Regions from separate parts of the Homo sapiens genome. Here region 1 is linked to region 2. A link is an interaction called in ENCODE POLR2A ChIA-PET data of the cell type or tissue named here. Cell type or tissue: CD4-positive, alpha-beta T cell. All regions are shown on one strand. Each heading gives the region's core, and the rest is flanking DNA. Links, peaks and the distances in the headings are about the cores only.

What was found. ChIA-PET counts read pairs that join two places held together with the same protein. Peaks named below come from ENCODE experiments on the same cell type or tissue, not always from the same donor. Only the 100,000 strongest peaks of a DNase experiment are listed, where the experiment ranks them.
Region 1: POLR2A ChIA-PET joins it to region 2 with 5 read pairs; 2 of 35 experiments call an interaction of 5 or more read pairs at or near these places.

What each region holds. Positions count from the first base shown.
Region 1 is chr14:23,199,666-23,210,586 of GRCh38, reverse strand. It overlaps LOC105370406 (a long non-coding RNA gene), which reads left to right. Exons shown (of 4, transcript XR_943606.3): 2 at 3,130-3,294; 3 at 9,725-9,883. It also overlaps a transcript of RNF212B not described here. Among named protein-coding and RNA genes, the nearest start is that of SLC7A8, 21 kb to the right of the region's middle. RefSeq lists an enhancer at 3,586-4,191. In CD4-positive, alpha-beta T cell, for the core only: no CTCF peak of the experiment used is centred there; no DNase peak of the experiment used is centred there.
Region 2 is chr14:22,505,272-22,516,192 of GRCh38, reverse strand. It overlaps TRA, TRAJ35, TRAJ34, TRAJ33, TRAJ32 and TRAJ31, and 3 more genes. Among named protein-coding and RNA genes, the nearest start is that of TRD-AS1, 28 kb to the right of the region's middle. RefSeq lists enhancers at 5,734-5,883, 6,074-6,423, 7,154-7,233. In CD4-positive, alpha-beta T cell, for the core only: no CTCF peak of the experiment used is centred there; DNase peaks (open chromatin) are centred at 3,572 and 6,002; H3K4me3 peaks cover 5,000 bases; H3K27ac peaks cover 5,000 bases.

The DNA.
Region 1 (10,921 bases), core at 2,736-7,735, 700 kb before region 2:
CAAGACTGGTCTCAAACTCCTGACCTCGTGATCCACCCGCCTCAGCCTCCCAAAGTTCTGGGATTATAGGCGTGAGCCACCACGCCCACCCCATCCTACATTTCTATGTGATATTTGTCAAAACTGAGAAACCAACATTGGCACATTATAATTAACTAAACTCCAGACTTTGTTCAAATCTCATTTTCCTACTAATATCCTTTCTCTGTTCTACAGTCCAAGCCTATATACCGCACTGCGTTTCATTGTCATGTCTCATTAGCATTCTCTGGTCAGAGACGGTTTCTCAATCTTTCATTGTGTTTCATGAGCTTGACGGTTTTAAGGAAAATGGGTCATGTGTTTTGTAGAATGTCCCTCAGTTTGGGCTTGTCTGATGCTTGTATCATGATTCAACTTAGTCATAGGGGTATTTGTTTATTTTGTTTGTTCGTGTTTTGAGACAGTCTCACTCTATTGCCCAGGCGGAGTGCAGTGGTGCAATCTTGGCTCCCTGCAACCTCCACCTTCCAGGTTCAAGCAATTTTCCTGCCTCAGCCTCCCCAGTAGCTGGGATTACAGGCACACACATCATGCCAGCTAATTTTTGTATTTTTAACAGAGACAGGGTTTCATCATGTTGGCCAGGCTGGTCTCAAACTCCTGGCTTCAAGTGATCAGCCCACCTCGGCCTCCCAAAGTGCTGTGATTACAGGTTTGAGTCACCTCACTGGGCCAGTCATAGATGTTTTAAAAGAATCACAGAGGCAAAGTGCCCTGTCATCATGTTGTATCAGGGGTACATGATATCCATATATCTAACTGATGATATTAATTTTGAGTTGTTGTTTAAGAGAGTGGTTGCCAGGTTTCTCCACTGTAAAGTTACTATTTTTCCCTTTCCATCTATTCTTTGAAAGAGAGTCCCTCAATCCAGCCTACCCTCAAAGTGGTTAAGCATTACCTCCTGCAAGAAAAAGTATCTACATATATTATTTAAAATTTGGAAGTCAAAGTATTCTGTAAAGATTTGTTTCCACTCCACCATTTAGTCTTTTAGTCAATCATTTGTTTATATCAGTATGGAGGCATGTATATTTTATACATTGGATATCTAATATTAGATACTTTTACACATTTTATACATTGGATTATAATCTAATACTGTCAGAGGTGTGTGAACCAGAGCAACTCCATCTTAAATAGGAGCTGGGTAAAATGAGGCTGAAACCTACTGAGCTGCATTCCCAGATGGTTAAGGCATTCTAAGTCACAGGATGAGATAGGTCAGCACAAAATACAGGTCATAAAGACCTTGCTGGTAAAACAGGTTGCGGTAAAGGAACCGGCCAAAACCCACCAAAACCAAAATGGCTACGAGAGTGACCTCTGGTCGTCCTTACTGCTACACTCCCACCAGCACCATGACAGTTTACAAATGCCATGGCAACGTCAGGAAGTTATCTTATATGGTCTAAAAAGGGGAGGCATGAATAATCCACCCCTTGTTTAGCATATCATCAATACATAACCATAAACATGGGCAACCAGGCCGGGCACGGTGGCTCACGCCTGTAATCCCAGCACTCTGGGAGGCCAAGGCGGGCGGATCACGAGGTCAGGAGATCGAGACCATCCCGGCTAACACGATGAAACCCCGTCTCTACTAAAAATACAAAAAATTAGCCAGGCGTAGTGGCGGGCACCTGTAGTCCCAACTACTCAGGGGGCTGAGTCAGGAGAATGGCGTGAACCTGGGAGGCAGAGCTTGCAGTGACCTGAGATCGCGCCATTGCACTCCAGCCTGGGCGACAGAGTGAGACTCCGTCTCAAAAAAAAAAAAAAAAAAACGGCAACCAGCAGCCCTTGGGACTGCTCTGTCTGTGAAGTAGCCATTCTTTTATTCCTTTACTTTCTTAATAAACTTGCTTTCACTTTGCACTGCAGACTCACCCTGAGTTCTTTCTTGAGTGAGATCCAAGAACTCTCTCTTGGGGTCTGGGTCTGGGCCCCTTTCCTGTAACAATACTGTGCTACTTATTTTGTTGCTCAAATTATTCCAGCTTTGGCCATGGAAGAGCACTTTCAGATTGACTCCTATGTCATTTTTTTTAGAGATAGGATCTCACTCTGTCACCCATTCTAGAGTGCAGTGTGATCATAGCTCATTGCAGTCTTGAACTCCTGGGCTCAAGTTATTCTCCAGCTCCAATCTTCCAGGTAGCTAGAACTACAGGCACACACCATCACTCTGGACTAATTTATGTATTTATTTATTTTTGGAGGGACAGGGTCTCAAACTCCTGGCCTCCAGTGATCTTCTCGTCCAATGTGCTGGAATTACAAGTGTGAGCCACCACATCCGGCTGACTCCTAAGTCTTTTGAAATGTGCCACACTCATCTCGTGCTTTCCTTGACCCAGCTCTAAAAGCCATTTCTCCAAGGAGCCCAGGTTGCCCTTATTGTGAAAGGAAATAAATCTTGGGGCCCCCAAATCACTAAGCTAAAGGGAATAGTCAAGCTGGGAACTGCTTAGGGCAAACCTGCCTCCCATTCTCTTCAAAGTCACCCCTGTACTCACTGATATAGATGCATATCTGATTGCCTCCTTTGGAAAGGCTAACAGAAACTCAAAAGAATGCAATGTCTCATTTATCTGTGACCTGGAAGCCCCCTCTCCGCTTAGAGTCTGCCTACCTTTGCTTCAAGTTGTCCCACCTTTCCAGACTGAACCAATGTTATTCTTACATATATTGATTGATGTCTCATGTCTTCCTAAAATGTATAAAACTAAGCTGTACCCCGACCACCTTGGGCACATGTTGTCAGGACTTCCTGAGGCTGTGTCATGGAGGGGCGTGTTCTCAACCTTGGCAAAATAAACTTTCTAAATTAACTGAGACCTGTCTCAAATTTTCAGGATTCGCATTTTGGTAACCATGGGAGGATTCTGAGTGGAGTTGCCCCCGACCTTTGACAAATCTCCTATCTGTGCTTGGTACCAGCATGAGCTAACTCTATGGCTCAAACTAATAGGACAATTTGCTGAGGTCTGAAAATACCCTCTACAGAGAATGCCTGATCTCCCCAAATTTGGTGGAGATCTAAAGTTTATTTTGCTGTACAACTCTTCTTTTTGTTTTTTGTAGTTTTACTTGCTTCCAACAGGAAGGCAAGTTTTCCTCCTTCCATGACGATGAAAGGCAGGTAACTCCTTTATGGAATTTGAGCTGGCTTCCAACAGGGAAGATGAGGTTTTTTTTCCTGCCTCTAGAATAGTAGAGAGCAGTCTACAGCCTGAGACCCATCACTAGGTAAGAAACTGGTTTGGGATTCTGTCTTGCCAATTCCTTTTAAATGACTAAAGTTAGCATTTACCAGCCAGCTGGTGTTAATTCCTACTTACACTTAGAACACTCAGAAATCGTATGTTGTGTGATCATTGTTAGTTTCGCTTAACTCTTGTTGTTGGCTGTACTTCTGAAATAGCAGCATTTTGTCCTAGCTGAAATATGGTAATAAGATTTAAAGAAAAAAAATTTTAAGCAGCTCAATGGTTAAAAATCAGCTTAATTAAAAGGATAACACACCCAAGATGTGTGTGTGTATGTGTGCATGTTTGTATTTGAAAGGCCTTCATGTTTTTGTTTGTTGTTGTTGTTTTTCTCTTCTAAGACCTTGTCTTTTTTTTTTTAACGAAAGTTTGTTTTTCTTTTTCTTCTCAGTTATCTGAATTCTGTTTTCACCTGATTTTTTGTTTGTTTGTTTGTTTTGCTAAAATAGTTACTGCAACAGAGGCTACTCTTGGGTTTTTAAGACAGAGTATAGTTTAATTTTATGTTTAATTTGACTCAAAGAAAAATAAAAGTGTCTCCCTCTAGCACCACCACATTTTTTCTCTCTCTACCTTATGATGTAAATTTTGCTATTTGATTTTCACCTGAGTTGTTTCCTTTAATGTGCAAATTTAAGGCTATTTAGCTGACAACTGCCTAGGTTTGTGAAACAGGTTATCAAGAATCTTGACAGTCTAAGAAAGGAAAAAAGAAAAGGGGGTGAGGGTCTTTATAAATGTATAAAATGTACTGCTGTCGGCATGCCTAATACGTCTTTATATATATTTATGTGTTGTGTACAAAATGTTTCACTACTAAAAATATATGAAAGAGCTCTAACTAATTGGCTTAAAGAAAAATACAAGCATGTAAATCAGATACTGAAAAAGAAAAGACTAGGCCGGGCACGGTGGCTCACGCCTGTAATCCCAGCACTTTGGGAGGCCAAAGCAGGTGGATCAAGAGGTCAGGAGTTCAAGACCAGCCTGGCCAACGTGGTGAAACCCTGTATCTACTAAAAATACAAAAATTAGCTGGCCATGGTGGTGTGCACCTATAATCCCAGCTACTGGGGAGGCTGAGGCAGGAGAATGGCTTGAACCCAGGAGGCAGAGGTTGCAGTGAGATGAGATCCTGCCACTGCACTCCAGCCTGGCTGACAGAGCAAGACTCCGTCTCAAAAAAAAAGACTAGTCAAATGCTTTTTCAGGTTTATGTAATAAGTAAAATCTTTAATAAATAAACTAGCTTTAAAATTACTGGTAAAGTACTATTAGAAATATCTAAAGAATTGCCAGCATACACTTTGTTTGCATTATTAATCAAGCAAATTTCATACTTACCCTGCCAAATAATGTAAGGTGTCAAAATTTGGCATAGAAGTTACAAAACTATAAACCCAGGCCAAAACAGAATGATCTATGCTTGTGTAATTTTTAGTAAATAAGACATTGATATGGGTTTAATAAAAATAGCTGCATTTTGAATTTAATAAGATTGCCATAACTTCTAATCCTGTGGCTTTAGACAGTCTGGTCCACAGACAGTAAGGAGGTTTGTTTTGGGAAAGGACTGTTATTGTCTTTGTTTCAAAGCTAAACTATAAACTCAGTTCCTTCCCAAAGTTAGTTCAGCCCATGCCCAGGAATGAACAAGGACAGCTTGGAGGTTAAGAGCAATATGGAGTCAGTTAGGTCAAAACTTTTTCCACTGTCTCAGTTATAATCTTGCAATGGCAGCTTCATAGTTTTAAATCATGACTATCACAGTTTTCGTAAATAATCTAGGTAAAGAATTAAAATAAAATAATTAGGTAAATGTAATGGGACAAATACTTGCAGACAAACTGGTCACAATTTAGAAATAAAGTTAAATTCAATAATAGGTATTTTATTATTTGGGTATTTTCCAATAAATATATATTGTAGGAAAACATTCTTGCTTAAAAAAAAAAAAGGGTGTCCTTTTTTTAAAAAAAAGAGAAAAATTTTTGTCTAATTCCAAGCTCATTTAAAGGCTCTGTATAAAACAAGGTAAAAGGAACCAGGAAATAAAAAACAGAAGTAAAGAAAGTTATAAAAATAAAGAGATTTTTTGTGTGTGTAGTAAGAAAGCTTAAAGAGAAATAATTGTATATGAGAAAGAATCTTTTATAGTAAATGTTTAGTCCTAAAATAAAAATGACTGGTTGATTAAGAAGGAGGGATGTTCAGGACAAACCAGAAAGTCCAAATATTATTATTAAGTTTTGGTTTGCTTAGGAAAAAAACTGAGTTAAAACTTTTTTTAAACTAAGATATTTCATCCATGTATCTTTCTATACGTGCTTTTAAAGTCCTTGTTGACCTCTACAAGGAAAAGTACAAAACACTGCTGAGAGAAATCATAGACGACAGAAACAAATGAAAATATACCCCATGCTCATGGATGGGTAGAATCAATATTGTGAAAATGACCATACACAATCCCCATCAAAATACAACACAATCCCCATCAAAATACCACCATCATTCTTCATAGAATTAGAAAAAACAATTCTAAACTTCATATGGAATGAAAAAAGTGCCTGCATAGCCAAAGCAAGACTAAGCAAAAAGGACAAATCTGGAGGTATCACACTAACTGATTTCAAACTATACTATAAGGTCATAGTCACCAAAACAGCATGGTACTGGTATAAAAATAGGTACATACACCAATGGAACAGAATAGAGAATCCAGAAATAAACCAAATACTTACAGCCAACTGAGCTTTGACAAAGCAAACAAAAACATAAAGTGGGGAAAGGACACTTTTTAATAAATGGCGCTGGGATAATTGGCTAGCCACAGGTAGGAGAATGAAACTAGATCCTCATCTCTCACCTTATACAAAAATCAACTCAAGATGGATTAAGGACTTAAATCTAAGACCTGAAACTATAAAAACTCTAGAAGATAATTTTGGAAAAATGCTTCTAGACATTGGCTTAGGCAAGGATTTCATGACCAAGAACCCAAAAGCAAATATAATAAAAACAAAGATAAATAGTTGGGACTTAATTAAACTAAAGAGTTATTTTGCACGGCAAAAGGAACAGTCAGCAGAGTAAACAGACAACCCACAGAGTGGGAGAAAATCTTCACAATCTATCCATCTGACAAAGGACTAATATCCGGAATCTACAACGAACTCAAACAAATCAGTAAGAAAAAAACAAACAATCCCATCAAAAAGTGGGCTAAGGACATGAATAGACAATTCTCAAGAGAAGATATACAAATGGCAAACAAACGTATGCTCAGCATCACTAGTGATCAGGGAAATGCAAATCAAAACCACAATGCAACACCACCTTACTCCTGCAAGAATGGCTATAATCAAAAAATCAAAAAACTGTAGATGTTGGCATGGATACGGTGATCAGAGAACACTTCTACACTACTGGTGGTAATGTAAACTAGTACAGCCACTAGGGAAAACAGTGTGGAGATTCCTTAAATAACTAAAGTAAGGCCTACCATGGTGGCTCATGCCTGTAATCCCAGCACTTTGGGAGGCCAAGGCAGGTGGATCACATGAGGTCAGGAGTTCAACACCAGCCTGACCAACATGGTGAAACCCCATCTCTACTAAAAATACAAAATTAGCCAGGTGTGGTGGCACACACTTATAATCTCAGCTACTTGAGAGGCTGAGGCATGAGAATTGCTTGAACCCGGAAGGTGGAGATTGCAGTGAGCCAAGATCGTGCCATTGCACTCCAGCGTGGGTGACAGAGCAAGGCTCCATCTCAAAAAAAAAAAAAAGGGGGACTAAAAGTAGAACTACCATTCGATCCAGCAATACCACTACTGGGTATAGACCCAGAGGAAAAGAAGTCATTATACAAAAAAGATATTTGCACGCACATGTTTATAGCAGCACAATTCACAATTGCAAAATCGTGGAACCAACCCAAATGCCCATCAATCAACAAGTGGATAAAGAAATTGTGGTAGATGAGATTGGAGACTATTATTGTAAGTGAAGTAGCCCAGGAATGGAAAACCAAACATCATATGTTCTCACTGATCTGTGGAAGCTAAGCTATAAAGATACACAGGCATAAGAATGATATAATGGACTTTGGGGACTTTGGGATCTTGGGGGTGAGGGTTGGGGGGATGAGAGATAAAAGACTACAAATAGGGTGCAGTGTATACTGCTTGGGTGATGGGTACACCAAAATCTCACAAATCACCACTAAAGAACTCAGTTATGTAACCAAATACTCCCTGTTCCCCAAAAAACCTATGGAAAAATTAAAAAACAAAATAAAATGAAATAAAATAAAGTCCTTGTAACATTGAGTTAGAGGGCTTTAACTCCTGGGTCTAAAATGGACACCAAGTCCTGTTAAATTTTAAACACTCACAGCAATTTTTTTTTTTTTTTTTTTTGAGACAGGGTCTCGCTCTGTCGCCCAGGCTAGAGTGCAGTGACCAATCTTGGCTCACTGCAACCTCCACCTCCCAGGTTCACGCCATTCTCCTGCCTCAGCCTCTCGAGTAGCTGGGACTACAGGTGCCCACCACCATGCCCGGCTAATTTTTTGTATTTTTAGTAGAGACAGGGTTTCACCGTGTAAGCCAGGGTGGTCTCGATCTCCTGACCTCGTGATCCACCCGCCTCGGCCTCCCGAAGTGCTGGGATTACAGGCGTGAGCCATCACGCCCAGCCTAAACACTGACAGCAATTAAAGCCTCATCTTTAGGCCCTGTAGAAGATGCCAATCAAAATAAAATGCATTCCTGAGACACAGGGCAAGAAATTAAAGCTATTCAACTCCTCAAGGCCCAGGGACTATCACGGAAGAGGTGGGCACATAAGATCAAAGATTGTAAGGGCCGATTTGGAAAGATAAATAAGTTTAGTTTCTCTATAAATTAATCATTAGTGTCAAAAACACACTGATGCAAAAACCAGTATATGGACCCCTGTATTAGATTAACAAGTTTTTTGTGAAGCATTAACCAACTGCTTTTTTTTTTTTTTTTTTAAGACAGGGTCTTGTTCTGTTGCCCAGGCTAGAGTGCAGTTGCGCAATCTCGGCTCACTGCAAGCTCCTCCTCTTGGGTTCAAGCAGTTCTCCTGCCTCAGACTCCCGAATAGCTGGGATTACAAGTGCACACCACCACGCTTGGCTAATTTTTGTATTTTTAGTAGAGATAGGGTTTCACCATGTTGGTCAAGCTGGTCTCGAACTCCGGACCTCAAGCAGTCCACCCACCTCGGCCTCACAAAGTGCTGGGATTACAGGCATGAGCTACTGTGCCCGGCCTCCAACTCCTTAATAAAGTTTATAAAGGTTATAAAAGGTTTATGGAAGTTATATTTTATACTCAAGAATAAACTTTATAGATTGCTTACAAAATTTGGAAAAGCAAGTGGAATTGGCTCCATGCTGTTTTTATTAGGGCTTCAGGTTTAGAAAATTAAGTCCCCTCTCTCAATAAATGAAGGTTTTCACTATTTTTGAAATCCTTGAATTACCACTTTGGTTAAACAGATGACTTTACAATGACCTGAAATCCTATTTTGTAATATCAAGTGTTTTAAACCTTTTATATTTGACAAACTTTCCAAAATTAAATTATAAATTGTGTCTTGTTCTAACCTAATTACTCCTTTAAGATATTACATTCCCTAAAGTCCAAAAATAATATAATTTGGCTTATTTGGTATAAAAATTATACAGGAAGCATTGTCAAATATGAAATGGTTATTTGGTTTCTTTGAGCTGTATTTGTATAAATGTTATTGGTATGTGTTCCAAAATTATGAGAAACTTATAATTCTAATATAACTTAGTGTACATTATCAATAACAATAATTGTTATGTTAAGTTAAAATTACTGTGTGCCACAGAGGTAACAAATTCCCTTGTCAATTATGTTTTTGACTATGGCTGCCCTAAAACTTTTTGTCATCCACAGACAATTGTTGCCTTGTTTTGGTTCTCTTTAGAAGATGGTTTTATAACCAGCTATTAAACTATAACAGGTGCTCTTGAGTGCAGATTTCTGATAGCTTTGGAGATTGTGACATCAGAATAGAGAAAAAACTTTCAAGACTCATGGAGAGCTAAAATGTTCATGAATATCAAGCAGAACAGGAATTAACTGCATGGACTGAACTAATCTTTTTGACTTTTTGCTTAAAATGTTGCTGATCCTTTATTCTGTTTTTCAGAGTCTTAAAACTTTTCTTTTGAGCTATTGACAGCTTTCAACAATTTAGTATACTCCCATGAACAAAATTTGGAGCATATTTGTTTCTCTGTAATTGATTTTCTCCAGAATTTGAAAACTATTTGTGAGCTTCTTAACTTTTGGCAATACAGTTAGTTGCATAAGTGCAATAAGAATCTGTTTTCATTTTTAACAGGACACAATTGAAGAAACTGGTAGTTTTACCAAGGCTTTGACTGGAATGGTGCACTTTCCTATAAGGAATCAAACTTGACTTAAGAAGCCAATAAAGCCCTTGGAAAAACTGGCCTCATATTTTGTGTACACAGTCCGTGTACAGGGTTTCTGGCCTGTGGTAAGTAAAGAATATCACTTTCTGACAGGCACGGAAGCCCCAGATTTATCTTGGATCCTCAAGAGGAGAGGAAATTCAGACCAAGTACAGTGGCTCACACCTGTAATCCCAGCACTTTGGGAGGCCGAGGTGGGTGGATCACTTGAGGCCAGGAGTTCGAGACCAGCCTGGCCAACATGGTGAAACCCCATCTCTGCTGAAATTACAAAAATTAGCCAGACACAGTGGCACGCACCTGTAATCCCATCTACTTGGGAAGCTGAGGCATGAGAATTGCTTGATCCCAGGAGGCAGAGGTTGCAGTGGGCCAAGATCATGCCATTGCACTCTAGCCTGGGTGACAGAGCAAGAATCTGTCTCAAAAAAAAAAAGTTGGGGGAGAGGAAATTCACCCAACTTGTAGGTATTTGATGGCACAAATTCATGGCTGGATTCAGCTTTAAAATCTTATCTGAGATTCCTCCTATGGAACAAAGTTTCATCAAAGCCCATTTAAAAGCCTATGTAAAAAATAATTATTTTTGCTGAACTGTATACAAATAATTTGGCCAAGCATAATAAGCAAACCAATCCTACCATGATTTATCTTTAGTAAAATGGGAAACTAGAGAGAGAGAGAAAAAAATGTTTCAAGACGATAGTACACTCGTTGTTAGAGTCTAGTCTTGCCTAATTTTTTTTTTTTTAATTTTTTATTATGTTCTACAGTTTGGGCTGAATTCTAATTGTTTCTTGGCTACAAGTCTTCAAAATAATGTTTTCAACTTTTTCTTTTTTTTCCCTTCTTTTTTTCCCATGTTTCCTAATTAGGAGTCACTGAAAACTAAGCTGTGCTTTCTTAAAGCCCAGCTAACTGAGACTAAACAACTTAAACTTCAGAAGAAAATAACAGCAACCAATTTACATACCTGCCTACTGACTATAGACTTCAGAGAAATGTGGCCTATATAGATTTTCCAAGAATGTTCTTTTGTTTGTTGTTGTTTTTTCTCCCTTCCTCCCCACTATTTTTCCTTCATAGGACATGAGACTTCACAA
Region 2 (10,921 bases), core at 3,525-8,524:
ACAAAACCTGAGATGACTGCCCATGGCCAAAACAACCTCCTTATAATTAGGTTAGAACGTGGGAGGAATACTAATAAGTAGCAACTCCCCAGCCCAATTCTATTTGCCTTAATTTTCCTTGAAGGTATGGGCCTTGGCAGGAGCACCTCCTGGGAAATTCACTCAAAGTGGCTACTGCTCTGTCTCCTGGGATCCTGCCTTGTTTATATTCCTGCAGGCTCTTTGGCTATTTTCATCCAATTCCTGCCTTTTCCCTGCTACTTTCCTTGGACCTTTCTTTTCGTGGAGGTTCACATATTTTCACAGGGAGAGACTACATGGATATTAAATGTCCGAATACAATGCCCCAGGGAATATGTGCATTAATAACCTTGTTTTCCAACTGATATTACTAACCACCCAACACAAACCAAGCAAAGAAAACACCACCTGTGTTTTGACAGCTTCTGCATGATGGAAGACAGGCTTCTCGGGAAGAATAATTAGCCAGAAAGAAGAACTTACTTGGTATGACCGAGAGTTTGGTCCCCTTCCCGAAAGTGAGTTGGTAACTCCCAGCCCCAGAGTATGCACAGAGTTTCCTTGCTTTGCAAAAACCCCAGAGATGCTGAGAAAATCAGACCACTCACAGCATAGGAGCAGCTCTGACAAAAGCTCAGACTGTAACAACAACCAGACAATAGGCAAGAGAGAAGGGCATTACAGAGGCAGGCTATGGAACAGACCATTCCTCAGAGTCCTCCAGAGTCCTGGCTGGACTTTCAGAGGTCATCGAATCCATCCTCCTGTCCTCAGTCAGTGTGTTGTCTGACCAAAGACCTGTCTAGTTATTAAGAGCTCCTAGTTTTTATAAGGTTTTCCTTTGCTAACAGCTCTTACATCTAATCAACTGTTCCTTATATCTAATTGAAATCCTGCAAACTGCAGTCTGAGCCCTTTCCCTCTCAAGCTTTCCTGGTTGAAGATGGGATTTCACATAAACATATTCCACAGAGAAACTCATCACAACACACCAAGCTGGTTTCAGTGGTCACTTTTGGGGAGGAGGAAACTGATACTGAAGGAAGTGGCCAAGGTGAATGCTGGTTTTATCTGTAATTTTTTTTTTTTTTTTGAGATGGAGTCTCACTCTGTCACCCAGGCTGGAGTGCAGTGGCACGATCTCGGCTCATGGCAACCTCAACCTCCCGGGTTCAAGTGATTATCCTGCCTCAGCCTCCTGAGTAGCTGGGATTATAGGTGCCTGCCACCACGATTGACTACTTTTCGTATTTTTAGTAGAGATGGGATTTCATCATGTTGGCCAGACTGGTCTCAAACTCCTGACCTCAGGTGATTTGCCCACCTCAGCCTTCTAAAGTGCTGGGATTACAGGTGTGAGCCACCGTGCCTGGACTTTATCTGTAATTTGAATGGTTTACAATGAGAAATTTTAATGTATTACTTGGGCAAATCAAAATGAATAACAACATTAAATAGAAACCTGCAATGTATTTAAAAATGGCTTTTGGGGCTGGGCACGGTGGCTCACGCCTGTAATCCCAGCACTTTGGGAGGCTGAGGCGGGTGGATCACGAGGTCGGGAGATCGAGATCATCCTGGCCAACGCGGTGAAACCCTGTCTCTACTAAAAAAAAATACAAAAAATTAGCCGGACGTGGTGGTGAGCACCTGTAGTCCCAGCTACTAGGGAGGCTGAGGCAGGAGAATGGTGTGAACCCGGGAGGCGGAGCTTGCAGTGAGCCGAGATCGCACCACTGCACTCCAGCCTGGGCGACAGAGCGAGACTCTGTCTCAAAAAAAAAAAAAAAAAAAAAAGAAAAAGAAAAAAAAAAAAGGCTTATGGATCTCAGACAAGCCTTTTTGTGCTTCCCCCAGGCTAAGTAGTCTGGTTCTCTGCCCAGGGCTTTTGTCTCCTGGGATCAGAGGAGGAAACTGGGCCAGGATTACGGTCAGAACAAGCTGGAGGCAACTAGGCCAGGGTGCAATGCAGGGCCCAGATCTGTGTGCATTCATGACTGTCCAGTTGGCTTTCGAATTATAACAGAATAACCTGTAATTTTCCTGCGCAATGCTAATGACCCAGCTCCTTCCAAACCTTTCTTGGGGGCAAAAGCATTCTAGGTACACTGAAAAATAATTCAAGGGAAGAAGCCATTGCTGATCAAAATCAAGGATGGCTAGAAACACTTACTTGCAATCACAGAAAGTCTTGTGCCCTTTCCAAAGACAAGAGGTGTGTTTCCTGAATTCCCACAGTGATTTCCTCCATAACAAAAACCCTGAATGCCTGGCCTTGGTGGTTTTCCTGGAAGTTTCCTCTTGTTGGTCTTCTTCCCTGTTAGAACCATCTAGAAATCTCCCCACTTAACCATAGTTTTTGTTTTTCCTTAGCACGCATTTGCCCACTTCTCCCCCAATCTCTACAAAGTATGGTATAATTAAAATGTTTCTGCTTTGCCTGTCTACCCTGCTGATGAGCTTCCATACATGGAGTTGTAGCTCAGGGATGCATTTCTGAATTGCTTGCAGACTTCTAGCTTATTGTTAGCCTGTGAAAAACATTCCAAAGGAAATCCCTGTTTCTGACATCATGATGTACTCTTTGCTGTACTAGAAATAAAAAGGAGTGGTCACTTATCCTAAATAAAGAAAAAGATTTGGAAAATGGCATAGAGTGAGAAGGCTCAATGCAAGATGTTGCTCTTGCTGGCATACTCTCTTTGTTGTCTCTAAGATGAAAGTAGCTCTTTAAAAAGTCATCTCTCACTTATCCCTGGAACAAGGGAAATGAGAGATCCTGGGGCATCAAAGCCAGGAATCTCAGCAGAGGCCAAATAAAGAAAAATAAATCTTTTATGGAGGGTGGAAGGAGAGGGGTCATAGGTATGCTGGAGTCATTTCCAAAATCAATTTAGTTGGAGCCAAAAATCACGCTGGGCTTAACAATGAGTCCAAACAGAGGTTACCAGGGACAAGCCTGGGGGAAAAGACTGGAAAATAGGTTCTGGACAAAGTGTCACGATTCTTTTACTCTTCTTAATAAACAATAAAAAAATAATTTATATTTGGGTAGCAGAGGACTGGTAGCAACTTTTCCAGCCCTGGAGGGGAGAATTTGGTATTTGGCTCAGCTGTGGAAAGGCTGAGGACTGGACCTCTGCAAGAGAAGAGCCCAGGACCTACAGGCCACCCACATGTCTTAGAAACTTTCCTACTGAACACTCTCAGCAGTTTGAACTCAGTGGGAGTTAATGTCAGAAAATCACATAAACAGCACTTACTGGGGAGAATATGAAGTCGTGTCCCTTTTCCAAAGATGATCTTGTCATCTCTGTTCACACTGTGATTGGGACCATAACAAAAACTCCTAGTGACTTTTTTTTGGGGGACAGCTGCATATTTTTTGGTGGATATTTCAACCTCATGGGACTTAACAGATTCCTATATTGTCTCTTCTCCTGTAATAAACAGGCCTCATTATCAGCTCAGCCATCTTTCTCTGTGTCTTCTAGTTGTTCTGCTTGAATTTCATGCTGCTTATTGCAAATGTGCGAGAGGAAGTTGAATGACCTCATTTGACACTGAGAGTGAATTATAAAGCCAACAATACAACAAACTCCTTTCCAATATCAAACATAATTCTGTTACTGAAGGCAAAAGATACCTGGCAGACAGCCACTGAGCTAGGAATCCACTTTTCAGAGCCCAAACAAAAATGGGGCAGGAATAGGTCACTTAGGGCACATATCTGGATTTCCACCTGAGAAGGAACTGCATTACAGAGTCTTCCCTTCACCCTGGCTCTAAGCCTTAAGTTCTAGAATTTGCCCTGTCACCAAATTCTGAGGATACCTTGCCTTATGTTTGCTGTACTCATTATAGCCCTGCCCTAGCTGGGGGTCATGAGCATCATTCATTTTAGCCCAAGGGATCCCCGTCTTTTAGAAAATGTTCTCCTTCCACAGTCCATGGATGTGGTCTCTCACCACCAAGAGAGGGAAGCCTTATGCCATTGCCCTCAACCCTGGCTGGATCCTTGTTTGACACTTAAAGAACCAAGTCCCATTTTCTCTTCCTCCTTTGGGTTCTACCTGACCCCAAAGAAGCTCTTTATCATAGTCGTTAAAAAAAATTAACATGGGATGGATATGTTCACCAGACGTAAAACAAACCTATGGAGTCATCTATCTCATTTCCTTGTCTTCCAGCATTTCCCAAGGCTGAACCGTTTAAAACTAGGCTATCCTATTTTAAAGCTCCTTGGGTTAGTCATTCCATAATCTTAATTATAACCTGTTATAGGGTTTAATAACAGACAGTCAATGTGGTGACTCCAGCCTCTTAATATTAGTTTTTTGGTTGGACATTTGGATGGGTCCTATTGTCTCCAAAATGGCAATGTGGAGAAACAGACACCCCAGGAGCACACCTGGGAATGCCAGGCTCCTGAACTCCTATTTCCCTCCTTTTCAAGGAGGTAAGTTTAAAAACTTTTATTCCCCATGGAGGAATTGATCATTAAAAAAAAATCGTGTTATCATACCTGCCATTTTATTTCACTCTGGATTTCCTTTTAGGTGTTTATAAAGCCACCTGGGAGTGTCAATCCATTTCTGAATTGTTTTTTTCTTCCACTGCATTTGCATAGTCAGGCTGTGTTTTTAGTGAAATTTGACATTACGGGACTAGATGTGGACATTTGTCAAAATGCGACAATGTTTGGGTTTCTTATGAGATCTTTTTGAAATGAATATATATGCAGGTACAAGAGACAAAGAAGGTACCTTATAAATATTAGTAGCATTTAAAATGAGATAGATTCTCATTTTTAATAGAATGGAAAACAAATTCTGTGGCTAAAATCAGAGTAAACACACAAGTCATTGCAGAACATAGTTTAAGAGATACTGCGGCTGTAAATAGCTCATGGCCCCATATCTCTCTAGAAGAAAGAGGGCTAAGCCACAATGTTAAAGGTGATTTGGGGTGGTCTCATTTTGCCTTTATTTATCATTATTGCTCTAGTCTCAATAATCACGAGTGTTTCATGTATTCACAAAAGTCATTTTTCAAGAAGTAGATTTGTTTACATATTAAATTAAATCTCCACTAACTTCACGGGATTTATTTGTTTGGTCAAATATCAATAAAACATGGCCACTTACTGGGCTTCACCACCAGCTGAGTTCCATCTCCAAACATGAGTCTGGCATTGTTATTCCCACAGCACTTCCTGCCTTTACTGAAACCCATAGTAAAACCCTACCAAACACATAGCACTGTGGTGAGGGGGCAGTTAGACTCTCCTTGTGTTTTTTTTTTTTTTCCTTTTTTTTTTTTGCTTTCTCTGTGTTTCTGGCCTTTTATGATAGGAAGAAAAATTGGCTCTGCAACATAAAGCAAACAATGTCTCCTTTAAAAATGCCAAACTTATGAGCTTTTAAAATTCTTTTGCATTTCTAGGCATAAAACTGCCAAAGCTGAATCTAATTTGTTAACAACTCTTGCTGTCGTATGTGTGAGCTCAGCCCTAAACACACAAGTTTGAAGGGACGGTACATTCCTACACCCACAGGGATATTTTCCAGCTACAGAGCCATCCCAGCTCACCTCCAGACTCAGTGATCAAGTTTTTTCAAAGCCTTCTCAATGTGTAATAATGCTTATTTGATAGCCTAAAAAACATTTCATGAGGGAAGAGTGGCAAAAGTCAAACAGTTCTATTTTTTTTTTTTCCCAAAGAAGTTCCACCATGGACCCATATGCTGTTTCAGCCAGGAAGGGGTAGAGAGTCCAGCCATGAAATAAATGGGAGAAGTGAACACTTTCTGTTATAAAAAAGACTGTATCCTAAAGGCAGAGATAAAGACACACAACAGCTCCTTTATCACAAAGCTGAGCATTGGCTGAGCTTTAGTATACACGGAGTATCTGGAGAAAAGAGAGAGGGGTGAGCATCCCAGACAGTGATACCATGTCACTAACTTTCTTGGTTAAAAGTAAGGCTTACGTAATAGAAATTTAAGCTTGGAGAGAGAAGAAGTCCCCAACATGACTGTAACTTGTTGATTCTTTATATTTCAAGAGGAAGTGTTCAAAACTGATCTCATTTCTCTCCTTTCATCCTGGGAGCAGTGGGTGTCCAGAGCAAACAAAAAGAACTTATTCTAGAGAAAACAAAAGGGAAGCAAACGTAGGAAATAGAGTGACAGATACGTGGATCACAGTTCTAGTACTGAGCTAAGTTACCCTTAGCCTTCTCTTTCCCCTCCCTGACCCCTGGGAGTTAGGCCTGCCTGACTTCTCAGCACTCTTCCCAAGGATGGCTCTGGAGTCTCTTTTGGAAGAGAAATAAAAACATGGCCTATAGAAGAAGGCATTTGGACCGGCAGACACATAATTGTATAAATAGGTTAGGAGAGATTGTATTTGCACAGGTAAACGTATGTTCAGGGTCAATGAATAACTGGGAAACTGGGTTCACAGAAGCATAAAGCCTGCAGCATTTAGTTGAGAACAATTTGATTTTCTCAACTAAATTTTCCCACAGTAGTCTTTTTCTCCCCTGGGGTTTATCATAAAATTAGCATGTTTCCCCTCCCCTGACTGTGGTGTGCCATCCAGGAGAATGGGAATTTTGACAGCCTGCTATATCACGGCAGATAAGAGATGACAGCAGTGAACAAAGTCAACCTTCAGCCATCCTTTCCACCTAAGGGTGGCTGTCGCTTCCTACTTGCCATGGACACAGAATCCACCTGACACATGCCACTACTTACGTACTTGGCTGGACAGCAAGCAGAGTGCCAGTTCCAAAGATGAGCTTGTTTGTAGCACCACCATAATTCACACAGTCCTTCAGAGCCTTACACTAACCCTCAAGGAGGGGCACGGCAGGTTGGGATGAGGACAGCTTTGTGTCTTTCCAGGCTTAGAACACCTCAGTCCCAGTGTAGCAAAAGCTGACTTGCAGGCATCGCTGCAGCCTTCATATTCCTCTGACAGTGCCCTGACACTGTCATTTAAGTTACATCCCAAGGCCCAGAACCCTGAGTGACTCCAGCAAGTGACCGAGAGCTTTGCAGGCATCTGCTCTCCACGTGGGACAGCAGCCTGAGGCAAGGATGTCAGGAGAGCTGCAGACTTGGCTATTTTTCACCTTTGAACATTTTACCGTCTTTGGCTGTGTGACCCTTTCCTTTTTCTCTGAATTTGCTCTTCCAATGGAATGAGGCTGGTTCTGCCCTTGGCAAAGAGTTTTAACCATATCAGAGGGAATTAGATATTCCCTAACAACCTGGCTCTGCTCTCTTAGAGGGCTACTTAAGCATTATTCATTCCGGAAGCTACTAGACCAAACAAAAGAGTTAGCGGCTGACATGCTTCTCACTGGGAGTGGAGACCCCATTTGGGTTGAGTGCATTGTCTCCAGCAGGCTGACTTGTTCTTAAAAATATAATCTGCATGCTACACTTTGTGCATTATTCAACTAGTGTCTCCTCTCCCGTGCAGTCACATCTCTGAGACTTACCTGGCTTTATAATTAGCTTGGTCCCAGCGCCCCAGATTAACTGATAGTTGCTATCCACACAGACACAAAAACCTTAACAAAAACCTTCACTGTCCTTCCGGGGATCCTATTAGAGACAAAGCCCAGACAAAAAGTCTAGAGCAAAGCACATAAAACAATGAAACAACATAGGAATATTGGCTATTGGAGATTATTTGCTCATTTAATTACATTTGATTAAATCGAATGACTAAACATCCAAAGTCAATCTAGGTCTCTCTGCATACAAGGGAAGCATAATTCAGAAACAGTTTTCAAATTGGAGAAGTTGAACTTGCTTCACCTTCCCTGATATTTTAAATAAAAATGCAAAAGAGGGAAACAGATCATTTGTTTAGAGTCATAATGCATCTGACGCTCTAGTGCCTTCTTTTCACTGCTGGTAAGATTTTACTCAGTACCATGGTGTTCACATATAGGTTAAATTGTTCACATATAGATTAATTGGTTTATAGAAGGTTCTGCAGCTATAGGTGCTAAAGGCCCCTACAGAGCTCGGAGTTGGTAAGGGTGGCCTGCAGTGCTGTGAGAACGTTCCTGTTTATAGAAAACACCTTTTAAGGCTGGGCGCAGTGGCCTGTAATCTTTGGCAGGCCGAGGCAGGCAGATCACTTGAGGTCAGGAGTTCAAGACCAGCCTGGCCAACATGGTGAAACACTGTTTCTACTAAAAATACAAAAATTAGCCAGGCGTGGTGGTAGGTGCCTGTAATCCCAGCTACTCGGGAGGCTGAGACAGGAGAATCGCTTGAACCCGGGAGGTGGAGGTTGTAGTGAGCCGAGATCATGCCACTGCACTCCAGCCTGCGCAACAAAGAGCAAAACTTCATTTAAAAAAAAAAGAAAAAGAAAAAGAAAACACCTTTTCAAAATGGCTCCTTGGTTTCTAGTACTTACTTGGAAAGACTTGTAATCTGGTCCCAGTCCCAAAGATGAGCTTGTCGGTGTTATAAGACACAGTGATACTGAGATCTACAAAAACCTCCTAAGCCCCTCTGCTCTTCCCTGTCACTGGCACCAAATGACTATCAATAGCAAAGGAGATTTGGGGATACATTTAAAACACCAAAGCAATCAAACAGTCAGTTTTTGTTTCAGTCAAGTTTCATGTTCTGAAAATGCCTATGGCCTGTGCTTATTATGTTTTCAATGCATTAAGTGACAGCTCAAGACAGTTCACTGTAAGAAAATAGGGAATCTCAAGCTCTAATCCCAGTTATGATTTTTTTTTGGTTTGACTTAAATTATTTAACTTGTCTGTGTGTCAGCTTTTCTGTCTGTGACATATGTTTGATGATGTATGATCCTGTTTACCTTATTAGAGAACGTTGTGAAGATAAAAGGGCTGGGGATGGTGCAGTGGGTTACAGCATTGAAATGCATTGTGAATGATGTGGGGAAAATATGATGGTTCAAGTCAAGATATTATTAACATGAATAGTAGGGACTATGCTAGCTGAAGTTTATTGTCAAAATGATAACCACAAAACTTTCTTAGTAAAAACTGAAGGAGAATATATCTGTCTTGTGTGTTTTTCCACAAGAAAGTTAGTGGAAATAACCACTTAATCTGCCAGAAGAGACAGGCATGGAAAAGGTCAGCTGGATTCTGAAGTCTGACTGCCAGGGGAGAAGAAGAAATGACTGTCCTCCCACAGCAGTGAGTGAACATAGATTAGGTTCCCACGACATGCTAATGCCCTTGGCTGTTGGCAGCATTAAATGGAACCAGTTAAAATTATCTTGAAAAATGAATTTGACCATCTTAATGGTCAAACTGGCTGTGTAGGTAGACCCAGAGACTGTTTCTCCTCAGTGACTGGAAAATGGGTGTGTGTGTGTGTGTGTGCATAAGAAGAACTGTTCTATATGATTTACGGACATAACAGCCCACAGAAATGAGAAAAGATATACTTACGTGGTAAAACAATCACTTGAGTGCCGGACCCGCAATGCAGCACATTCCCAAAGCCTATCCACAATGGCTCATTCTTTTACAAAAACCTTGTCATCTCTTCATAACCACATGTTTTGTGTCTCAAGGTGGAAGCTAAAGCTTCTCAGGCAAGAGAGAGGATTCAGACGCACATCTCATGAATGCCATGGTATTCCTTATTTCGTGTCAGCCCCTCCTTCCTGAGGCTTTTCCTCATCCTGGGCCCAGCTCCAGCCTTCATGCAGGCAGTCTGTGTCCCTTGGTGGCCACCTCTACCTCTGCAGCGGCTCTGCTGGGGCCAACCCTCAGCAAAGATTCCCTCAGGGCCCTGAGCCATTTGAGGATCACTCAAGGAGCTAGGAAAGTCCTCAGAAATACAGCTGATGGTTACAGAGGCAGGCAGCAGTGTGCGTGGGGGTGCCGGTGCTGGGCATGGGCATAGCAGTCAGGAATTCAAAGGAGAGAGCAGGGATTTACATACAGGAGTTGGAGATGGAAGGAAAAGGATCTAGAGAGGAAGGGTCTGAAAACAAAGGCAAGAAGGGTAGACACACACTAACAATGGATGTCAAAATTAGTCACGCTTTGCTTGGTGAGCACACACAAGTTCTAGGGGAAAGAAATTTTCCTGGCTGTGTCAGTTGCCCTGACCTATTTAGTACTCCTGTGACAACCTCTTAGGTGCAGCTGAGACGTCCCACACTACAAGCAGAGACCACGTCCCTGTCTTATTTCTGTCTCAAAGAGCCATCTGACCAAATGTTCTACACGAGGGGGTAGGAACAGCAGCCACAAAAAGATACTCAGAATCTGTTTCTCTCTTCCTAATTAGGCTGTCAATCTGTTTAGCTAATAAGTCGTATAAAGTGTCTTCATCCCTTCTAAGGAAAGGAGTCATATAAATGCAAACTAGCAGCAGCAATAAGTCAAATGGCTTGCTGGGCATCTTTTCTTCGTGTGAAGAGATGCTGTTTAGTAGAAAGGGAAACTTTCTGTGTGGAGAGGAGACAGACTGGGAAAAAGCACAACAGCATTTGTTTTTATTAGGCTGAGTCTATACAGCACAAAGTGAAACAGATTTGGCAATTATTTAGGTAATGTGCCATTCAATTCATGCAATTTTGAGCACAAAGAAGTTTTCTCAAGGAAGTCCCTAAATATCTGCATCAGCTACCAACATTAATCAAAGTAACTGGACAATTGGGCTGTATAGACACAAACTAATAAATGCACCCTGAGATGGTTCTTTGGAAAGGCTTATATTTTATAAATCTAACATTAAAACTAGCCCAATATTTGTAATCACTGTCTTCATTTTGGCACTGCAATTAACAGTTCCCAATTTTTCTTACAACATGTCTTACATTTAGAGCCGCAAAGGTAAGGGTGACCTTCTCCCTAGAGAGTTTTATC